2 separate regions of the Homo sapiens genome follow, and region 1 is linked to region 2. A link is a contact called in ENCODE Hi-C or POLR2A ChIA-PET data. All regions are on one chromosome and are shown on one strand. The core of a region is the stretch at or near the end of the contact, and the rest is flanking DNA. Distances in the headings are between cores, read along the strand shown. Region 1 holds the start of CDKL1 (cyclin dependent kinase like 1). Region 2 holds the start of MAP4K5 (mitogen-activated protein kinase kinase kinase kinase 5).

Region 1 (5,235 bases), core at 1,179-3,678, 140 kb after region 2:
CAGCTACTTGGGAGGCTGAGGTGGGAGAATCGCTTGAACCTGGGAGGCGGAGGTTGCAGTGAGCCGAGATCACACTATTGCACTCTAGCCTGGGTGACAGAGTGAGACTCCATCTCAAAAAAAAAAAAAAAAAAAAAAATATTTTGAACTGAATGAAAATGATGATACAACATATTAAGATTTCTGTGATGTATTTAAAGTGGTGCTTACAGGAAAAATTATGGCATTAAATGCTTATATTAGAAGGCGGGGTGCAGTGGCTCATGCCTGTAATCCCAGCACTTTGGGAGGTTGAGGCAGGCAGATTATCTGAGCTCAGTAGTTGGAGACCAGCCTAGGCAATATGGTGAAACCCTGTCTCTACAAAAAACACAAAAATTAGCCAGGCGTGGTGGCACACCTACTTTGGAGGCTGAGGCAAGAGGATCGCCTGAGCCTGGGAGGCAGAGGTTGCAGTGAGCCAAGATCACACCACTGCACTCCAGCCTGGATGACAGAGCAAGACTGTCTCAAAAAAAAAAACAAAAAAAATTCTTCCAAACATTTAAGGAATTAATAATACCAATTTAATGTAAACATCTCTAGAAAATAAAAGGGAAGATAAACACTTCCCAACTCATTTTCTGAGATCAGCATTATCCTGATGCCAAAATTAGCAGATATTACAAGAAAACTATACATCAATATCTCTCAAAACATGAATGTAAAAATTTCCAATAAAATATTACTAATCAAATCCAGCAATACATTAAAATGATAAAATCATAAATAAGTTGGGTTTATCCCAGGAACAAAAGGTTGGTTCAACATCTAAAAATCAATATAATTCACCGTATCAACAGACTACATAAAAACAATTAGGTGGTGCACACCTATAATTCTAGCTACTCAGGCCTGGCAGAAGTGGGAGGATTGCTTAGGCCCAGGAGTTCAAGGGTACAGTGAGCAGTGATAACACTACTGCACTCCAGCCTGGGTGACAGAGCGAGACTCCCTCTCAATTAAAAAAAAAAAAGAAAAGAAAGGAAAAGGAAATGATCACCTCTAGATGAAGAAATGCATTTGATAAAATTCAACATCCATTCATAATTTTAAAAAGCAAACAAAAACACTAAGCAAACTAGGAATGAAAGTGAACTTTCTCAACCTCCTATTAATAAAAGGCTTCTGTGTTAGATACATATGGTTGCATAACAAATTACCCCAAAACATAATAGCAAACATATTTCAGTTTCTAGAGGTCAGGAACCCAAGTATGGCTTAGCTGGGTGCCCCTGGCTCAAGGTCTCTCACAAGATTGAACTTACATTGTCATCTGGGGCTACAATCTCATCTGAAAGCTCACTGGAGTTGGGGTGGTGGGGGAGATCCTCTATCCTCAAAAGGCTACATACGGTCTGATTCCATTTTCATGACATTCTGGAAAAGGCAAAACTATAGAGACAGAAAACAGATCAATGGTTGCCATTTGCAAACAATTTCTGTTCACAGACCACCTCTAGGCCATCCTTGTACTGGGTTTCCAGGGCAGCCACCAGCCCTCTCTCCTCAGCTCCAGGCTCCTTTCTGAACCCTTCCTGGGTTTACATTTAGTAGCATGCTGCTTGACACGGGATTGGCCCCTGTTTCATAGACACTGTGTTAATTTTCTCTCCTCGGGTACTGCTTCCAGGACAAGTACCCGCATTGATGCTGGCACTGGGAACGGGACGGATGATAAAGTGTGAGGCACTCTGCCCAGTGGCAACTGACATGATTTCATAATTTCCCCAGGTCCATCCGCTTCCCGCCAGTGTGCTCAGATTTGAGCAGTAGGAGTCCGTTGGGAGAAAGATGGGGGAAAGGAACCAAAAACAATTAAGGCAGACTCTGTAAGCTTCCACCTCCCACACCAGAAAAGTCCCACAGCAGAAGACTGCCGTGGAACCTTCCCTACTGTAGAGGAAAGTGCTGACTTTAAGCAATTTCTGCAGTCACGCCTTCCTCTTCTTTCCTTTCTCCCTCTCATTCATTCACTGACGCCGCAGCACTGATCAGCACAGACACAGAAGATGCCTCCAAGGGACCAAAGGGAATAACCGCGGTTCTGAGGTGTGGGGACTGCTGTTGCAGGGAAATGTGGACCGCTCAGGAGGGGCTCCTAGCGCAGGCGTCTTGCTCCGCAGACGCGGTTACAGCTGCGCTTTGCACGGCCTGCGGAAGTTTGCAAATCTAGCAGGTCTGCTCTCCCGGCAGCAGGACTCGGCCCGCGGTCAGGACAGCTCCCATGGACGGAGGGCGGCCCTCCGAGGCCTTTCCCTGCAGCCGGGAGGGCGGCCGGGCTGGGCCGGGCCGGGGGTGGGAAGCTGGGGCGCGGCGGCCCCGCCCAGGCAGACCCGGGGCGGGAGCCGGTTCCCATAGGGATCGCGGGCCGAGCCACGCCGAGCCGAGCTGGGCGGAAGAAGGCGAGGCGGGAGCCAGGCCCGTCCCTGACCGCCGCGGCGCCGTGAGTCCCGGGCGGGCAAGGAGGCGCGGGCCGTCCCTGGCCAACACGTGGCACCGCTCCATGCTGCGCGGCGCGGCTGAGGTGCACGTCCGGGCGCGGGAGGGTTTTCCCAGTCCCGGGGGCGTGGGGCGCGGGGCGCGGGTTGGTCTCCTGCGGCCAAGCCTCGCCGCCGCCTCCGCGGGGAGCCGGGAGGTGTCTTCTTGCCGCAGGGAAATGAGACCCGAAATTAGAACCGGGGAAGCCCTTAGCCCTCCCCGTACTCCAGCCAGCTCAGGTGTCTTAGATCGGATGAACGATAACGTTAAAAAGATAGCTTATCTTACAGCTCGGCTCGTTTTAGGATGGCAAGTTACATTTTAACTTACAGGGTATTTAACGGGCGATTAAAATCGGGTTACTGGAGGCAGCTAACTCTAGGCTGTTACTCCTGATCGCGTTGCCATTGCCGACACGGGTACACTCTTCATTCCTTAACATGTGCTGTTCTGTTCTAGGACCGTGACAAACACTCATCGTTGGGTGGGGCTCTAGTGCAGTCCGTTGGTGCCAATATTTTATAAGCGACGTTTTCAAACTATGTGAAGATCCTTTCTTTTCTTTTCTTTCTTTCTTTTTTTTTTTTTTTTTTTTTTTTTTTTGAGACGGAATCTCGCTCTGTCGCCCGGGCTGGAGTGCAGTGGCGCGATCTCGGCTCACTGCAACCTGCGCCTCCCAGGTTCACGCGATTCTCCTGCCTCAGTCTCCTGAGTTGCTGGGACTACGGGCGCCCATCACCACACCCGGCTAATTTTTTGTATCTTTAGTAGAGACGGAGTTTCAGTATGTTGGCCAGACTGGTCTCGAACTCCTGACCTCAGGTGATCTGCCCGCCTCAGCCTCCCAAAGTGCTGGGATTACAGGCGTGAGCCACCATTCTCGGCTGAAGATCCATTTTAAGAAGATTTATTCCTCTATGATGGAGAAGTATGAAAAAATTGGGAAAATTGGAGAAGGATCCTATGGAGTTGTTTTCAAATGTAGAAACAGGGACACGGGTCAGATTGTGGCCATCAAGAAGTTTCTGGAATCAGAAGATGACCCTGTCATAAAGAAAATTGCCCTTCGGGAAATCCGAATGCTCAAGGTAATTGATTCACTTTTCCTTTTTTTTCTTTTTCGAGACAGGGTTTCACTCTGTCTCCCAGGCTGGAGTGCAGCCATGTGATCATAGCTCACAGCAGCCTGGAACTCCTGGGCTCAAGCCATGCTTCTGCCTCAGCCTCCTGAGTAGCTGGGATTACAGGTTCTAGCCACTGCTCCGGGATCCACTTTTTCTTTAAAGTGAATTTTTAGGGATGAAAGAAATAAAGTGAGTCATGTTATGTTAAAAGAATGTCATGGGACATGGTTATATCTTACTTCATAGCCTTTTGACTTCAGTGACACAAATGGGATATCTGTGCACAAGTCACTAATTATATAATGAACTAGAAAGCAGAGACAAAAGTGCCAGGTAAGGTGGCATTCACTTTTAGAGATGCTGTGGGATATTTATTTTTCTTCCCCATAATTTCTCTCCCACCTGTAGACCTGGGTTTTCAAGGACCATTACAATTTGATAGTATAGGAATGTAAGACAATTCAATTTTGCTGGCATTGTTGATTTTTAAACTTCTAAGGTATTTCCTATTGGTATACTCAGTCTATTAAGAGAATTAACATTTACCTGTTTTCAAACTGCTAGGAAGCTCACAGATTCTCATTACACCTCATATGTATTTACTGCTGAGCATCATCATGTCCCGTTTCTAAAAAGAAGCGTTTTTCTTAAAGAAGTGAAATGATCACTTTCTAATTTTTTTTAACATTTTTTAGAGATGGGATCTTGCTATGTTGGCCAGGCTGGTCTCGAGTTCCTGGCCTTAAGTGATCCTTCCACCTTGGCCTCCTAAAGTGGTGGGATTACAGGCATGATCCATCGAGCCTGGCCTGATCACTTTTCAAATGTTTATTAGTTAACCCTAAAAATAACATGATATCAGAGGGGGGAAAGGTATTTATTACAAGCTGAAAGTGTGTTTTTCGCTAATGGAGAGACTACTTTACAGAACTTCTGTGAAGGTAAAATCCAAATCGCAATGTGAAAGGTGACATGTAATGAATATGGTGGAGGTCAACTTTGTTTCAGTTATGGCCTCTCTGTTCTGACCTGTATAACTACTATGTGACAAGGGAAGAGCTACTTGATGAGAGACAGATGAATGAAACTTCCAGGGGATTTACTATTATTCTTGCTTCTCCATTTTCTCCAGATCACTCTACAAATCTTGTGCCCATGGATAAGTGTGTGGGGTCACTTCTAGATAAGGAACCTAAATGGAAAGTAGCAAGCTTTGGATAAATTGGAATGGGTGGGTAACAGGGCAACTTCTCTATTTAGGTTTGGAATGTTCTTAACCAACAGGATATTATCTATTGAGAGGAGATGCTTCCAAAGCCCCGCAGGGGAGTGCTCCCATGGGCAGGGGTGAGACCTGCAGTGTTTTGACCATCCCCCTGCCCGGGTCACCCTACCCTTACCCTCTCTGTACACAGGGAGAGGCTGTTGGGCATTTTCACTTCCTCAGGCTTTCCCAGGGGAGGAGGTGATCATTACATTTCAAAGGGTTCATTTACCTGAAAGAAAATCTGTTTCTTGCAGAAAGATACTCTTTTTCTGATTCTGAAGATTACTTTTGTGAATGCTCCTTTCAAATCTCTCACTACACTTT
Region 2 (4,989 bases), core at 2,490-4,989:
TGTACCACCATGCCTGGCTAATTTTGTAGTTTTAGCAGAGATGGGGTTTTGGTCAGGCTGGTCTCAAACTCCCGACCTCAGATGATCCGCCCACCTTGGCCTCCCAAAGTGCTGGGATTACAGGCATGGGCCATGGCGCCAGACCTCAATTTAATGTATTAGTCTGTTTTCATGCTGCTGATAAAGACAAACCTGAGACCGGGCAATCTACAAAAGAAAGAGGTTTAATTGGACTTACAGTTCCATGTGGCTGCGAAGCCTCACAATCATGGCAGAGGGCAAGGAAGAGCAAGTCATGTCTCACACGATGGCAGCAGGCAAAGAGAGGGAGCTTGTGCAGGGGAACTCCTCTTTTTAAAACCATCAGGTCTCGTGAGAGTTATTCACTATCATGAAAACAGCATGGGAAAGACTTGCCCTCATGATTCATTACCTCCTACCTGGTCCCTCCCACAACACGTGGGAATTCAAGATGAGATTTGGGTGGGGACACAGACAAACCATATCAGTAACATATCTGATGATCAATTCAAACTGGATGAAAGGGATATCGACTGCCTTCCTCACCTCTCCTTTTTAAAACTCTCATCCTAATGACCTGATACTAATCCTGAATGAGATACATGTTCTATTGCCATCCAGAACAAATTATATAAAAATTGCCCTATATTTGGAAAACATGGTTTATGCCTCAAAAGACAAGTGGCCCTAATTAGTAAAACAATAGTTTAATAATAATTATTTAAAAATCCAAATCATAATTGTGGCAATGTCTTCCAACATTTAATTGATTTCTGTTTAACAGATCTATAGAGCAGTCAACTGAATCATAGAGTTACATGTTGAAATTAGTTTATGTTGGCAGATTAATCAGGAGATTACCAGATTGCTTAAATCTGTATGTTCAATAGACTAAAGTTATTGTCCTTATGCTCTGTCCTTTCACACTTGAAGGTTTAATTAGCCATTTTGTCTTGGATAATAAATTGTGAACCTTAGCTTTATATAAGATAAAGCATTTTATGTCTCCCAATTCTTTTTTATTCAGCCTTGGCTAAAGTTAGAGCTGAAATTAGAGGCCACAGATTACAGTCAGCATTTTACTGAAGAACTTTCAAAGAAGGGAAGTACATTACAAAGCATGTGGCAAACCATTATCGTATATTATAATGATAAGGGTAAAAGCTGAAAAATATTTATGTGTCAGCATGAAGATACTAAGAATGCATGACAATTAGGTTGGAATGAAGGACCTATCAAGCCATATTTATTCTTATTCCATACCTTGTCATATGAAACTGGGTGGTTTGTAAGAAACTCTCTGGTCAGTTACCATGACATAACTAACATATTATTACATAAACTTCAACCTTGAAATTGTTTGCTTAATTGTCTAGGATGTAAAATTAAATTTACTCAGTGTACATTTAAGTAAATTGAATTTGCATTTCTTTACAAAGCAACCCACTTCACTGATCTTGTTAAAATTAACTCAACCAGTATTTTAAAAATCCTTAAGATTCTTTTGGAGTTAGTATAAAACAAATGTTTTCCTCTTTGCATGAATTGCAGTACAAGTAAAATAATGATTATAGCAGACACATAGAGTCTCGACTTTTTAACCACCACATAGAGTCTTGACTTTTTCCATGCTATCTGCCTCTAGGTTGATGGTCAAAGCATATGGATCTGCCATTACTGGCAACATAAAATATCCGCACTCCAGGGTCTTGTTGAAGCCTATGACCTCAAACATTTCACTGCCTAATTCATTTTAAATGCTGTATTTCAAGAATAACATGCTTAAAGGATTGTCAGGATATTTGTCCTCGTCTCAAACTGGGCATTCAGTTTCTACTTTATGAAGAAGGCTCATTAAATAAAATTTTTGGAAGTCTTTGCATTAGGAAAATATATGCCTCTTCTTGATCAATTGGTTACTCTTGATCTCAAAAACACTATAAAATCCTCTGGTTGGCCGATTTGTCACACTGTTCTGGTTTCGTATTTTCCTTCTCTTTAACGTCATACTAGTTTGCCCACTTATTTTTATCTTGTTTTATAGTAAGTGTTTTCTGTGTGCTGCCTGAAATTCCCTGGAGTAACGCAAGTGTAAACATGTAAGAATAAATATATTTCAGACTAGATAAAGGATCAGTGCTTATATGGCCAGAGGAAAAAAATCTCAAATGAATCTATGACAGTAAACAAGTGCTAAGATACCAATAGAACATTTGAAGAGATTTTGAGTCATCGAAGCCAAAAGTATGTGCCCACCAAAACAAGTGCCAAGAATCTTTGAAAGAAGGAACTGTTCTTCAACAATTTTTTCAATGCAGCAAACACATAGGCTTTGTCCATGGAGCATGTAAGTCTGGGCTTACTTATGTTCCCCAAATAAGTGCCCTTTGTGTGTGGAGCACAAGAAAATACATATATGCCCTGTCCTGTTAAGGTGCGAATTTAATTTCTACATTATACAATTATCAACAATAAGGAGTATTGTCAATTACTCCTTATTATACATTATACAATTATCAACAATAAGGAGTATTTTAATTCTCAAGAGCAGAATTAAAAATTGGATGTTCAAAGCCACAAGCCAACATCTCCAACTTGCTCTTTTATGATGTTTCAGTCACTAAATGCAGTGGCTGAGTGTTATCTGGCTTTTCTGTTCAAATTCTCTATGAGGCTCTAGAAATAACTTAGCCAGTATAATGTAACACTGGCAACTTAATTTCTACCTTCAGAGCAAGACTGGAACTGAAACTGCAAAACAGCTTGTGAAATATCAGCCAAATTACTTCCCCGAACTCCTGTTCCATATATGCTGTGCATTGTTAAGTATTTTAAGACCTCTTATATTCGATAACCCCCCTTACTATCCTGTAAAACGCTTTATAAACACTTTCCTGGGTGTCAGATGCAAAATCTTACCCTCTTCAAGCTGCAGATAAGGACACCGAGATGTTGCCAAATATGCTGTTTTGTCCCAGAGCACATACTGAGGAAGTGGTAGAACCAGAACCAGTCTGTGACCCCTTTGTTTTACTTTTGCGGAACTCCTGGTCTCATTAAAGGTGCAATACCAGCGATGAGACACTGCGTGTGCCCAACAGGGACAAAGGTCATTGAGCAGTCCTAGGAATTCAGACTTTCAGAAATGTCTCAGAAGAACTAAGTAGAAGGCAGGTTGTGCAGGTGTGCAGTGCAGCCTCAAACTGGTACCACCGGGATCGGTTTGCAAAACAGGAAGGTGCAGTAGGGTGTGCCGGGACTTAGTTAACCTGGCACTCCCCCACCTCCTTCCCCGGCGCCCCGCTGCCAGGTTACTTCTGGCCCGGTGCCCTTAACGTACCTTTTCCGTGTTTAACTTGGAGGGCTACGTTCCCATCGCCCTTCTTCCTCTACCCGTCACCCTACAGGCCTACCTGACAAATGTGGGGACGGTTTAGCCAAGGCCCGTTGGCCCACGAATGCCCAGGCGTGTGCCTTATTTCTGAGAGTGGGAGGGAGACAGCCCAGGCCCTGCAAGGACGCGCCCGGCTAGGGGGGCGCGGTGGCGCGGTCGGGAGGGTGTTGTGTTCTCAGCAGGCCTCAGGGCGGCACTCTGGTTCTGCGGCCGGAGTGCTCGGGCGGGCCGCTGGGCGCCGACCCATGCTGGCTGGGAACGTGTCTCCCGGTGACGCAGCCCCGGGTGGGGAACGTGGTGCGGCGGCGGCGGCGGCGGCGACTGTACGCGCCTCCGCCGCCCCCGAGAGGACGCGCCGTGCAGCGGCTGAGTGGCGGCGGCGGCGACGGCAAACCCGGAGCTGCCGGCCGGCGCGCGGGAGGAGGACGCGGGTGCGGTCTAGGAAGTAGGTCCCGGGCTCCGCGCTCAACAAAGACGGGGCCGCCCCCATTAGGTACGGAGCCGGCCCTGGGCCCCGGCTGGCGGGGAGGCCTCGTCGGGCAGTTCGCGGGCGGCCGGGGAGGGGGAAGGGCCGCAGACCGAACGGGGATACGGGGCGCCGGGGGCCCTTCCAGGCCCCTTTCTCTTCCACGGCCCCTGGCGGGACGGAAGGGAAGGGGCCGGGCCGCGAGGGCGCGGGCCGCTGGGGGTCGTAGCCTGCGACGCCAACCAGCCTTTGCTCGTCCCTCGTGCAGACGGAGCTGCGGGCGGAGGCTCCATGTTGGGAAGCGGCGCCGTTCGTGCTTGTTAGCGGGAATCCGGGAGCCGCGGGGTGAGCTGGCGGGGGCCGGGCCCTAAGTGAAGATGGAGGCCCCGCTGCGGCCTGCCGCGGACATCCTGAGGCGGAACCCGCAGCAGGACTACGAACTCGTCCAGAGGGTCGGCAGCGGCACCTACGGGGACGTCTATAAGGTAAGTGAGGCTGGCCGTGCTTTTTTCCTGCGGTCGACTGGGTCCCGGGAATGGGGCCACTTTCCTGCGAAGTATTGGGGCGAGAGGAGGATGCTTTTATTGTTGCCTCTTGGGGAGAAAGCGGCCGGGGTCCCTTTTACTCGGTTCTGAGCACCCTCGACTCATGGCTTGTTCTAATCGCTACCAACAGGCAGAACTAACCACACAGTTGCAAACCGCTGTTGCACTTTTTTTGTGGTTTAAAGGCTTTTTAATAGGGCTTATTTATGGTATTGAAGGGAATTTGAATCTGCTTGTGGAATTACACCGAAGGATGCTCTAGTGTTAGCATGGAAAAATGCTTCATGGAAGATAGACAGGAAAGAATATTGACATTCAGACATTTGCATTTTTTTAAAAAAATTTGTTTCAATGGATGAGTTTGACTAAAAAAGCCATATGAAACCCTGTCTCTGAGCTTTAACTGTAAGCAAACTAATATTGGTGACATTTATGCAAGCATTATCCCATATAAAAAGATGCTTTTCCTGGTGGAAGTTTGATCGTTTGTTTTTGGTTGGCGATAAAAATGTGATATTAACTTGCTGGGTTTTGTTTTACTTTAGCGGTTCCTTTCAGGGATT

What was found. A loop is a pair of places that touch in the nucleus more often than their neighbours do. ChIA-PET counts read pairs that join two places held with the same protein, here RNA polymerase II (POLR2A). Pooled maps may share reads with other maps.
Region 1: a map of prostate gland shows a loop between it and region 2 (6-fold over the local background). The contact joins the promoter of CDKL1 here to the promoter of MAP4K5 in region 2. A Hi-C loop is called at or near these places in 22 of 168 maps with a recorded cell type or tissue (Caco-2, Calu3, GM12878 and 18 more), 26 of 37 single-sample maps with no recorded cell type and 36 of 50 pooled maps. POLR2A ChIA-PET finds 5 or more read pairs at or near these places in 8 of 52 experiments (H1, MCF 10A, RWPE1 and 4 more).

Annotation. Positions count from the first base shown.
Region 1 is chr14:50,394,074-50,399,308 of GRCh38, reverse strand. It overlaps CDKL1 (cyclin dependent kinase like 1), which reads left to right and starts at 2,428. Exons shown (of 10, transcript NM_004196.7): 1 at 2,428-2,485; 2 at 2,980-3,608. The coding sequence starts at 3,441. RefSeq lists silencers at 2,110-2,335, 2,275-2,724 and an enhancer at 2,017-2,516.
Region 2 is chr14:50,531,319-50,536,307 of GRCh38, reverse strand. MAP4K5 (mitogen-activated protein kinase kinase kinase kinase 5) reads left to right here and starts at 3,739. Exons shown (of 33, transcript NM_006575.6): 1 at 3,739-3,860; 2 at 4,150-4,366. The coding sequence starts at 4,259. It also overlaps a transcript of ATL1 not described here. RefSeq lists a silencer at 3,416-4,045.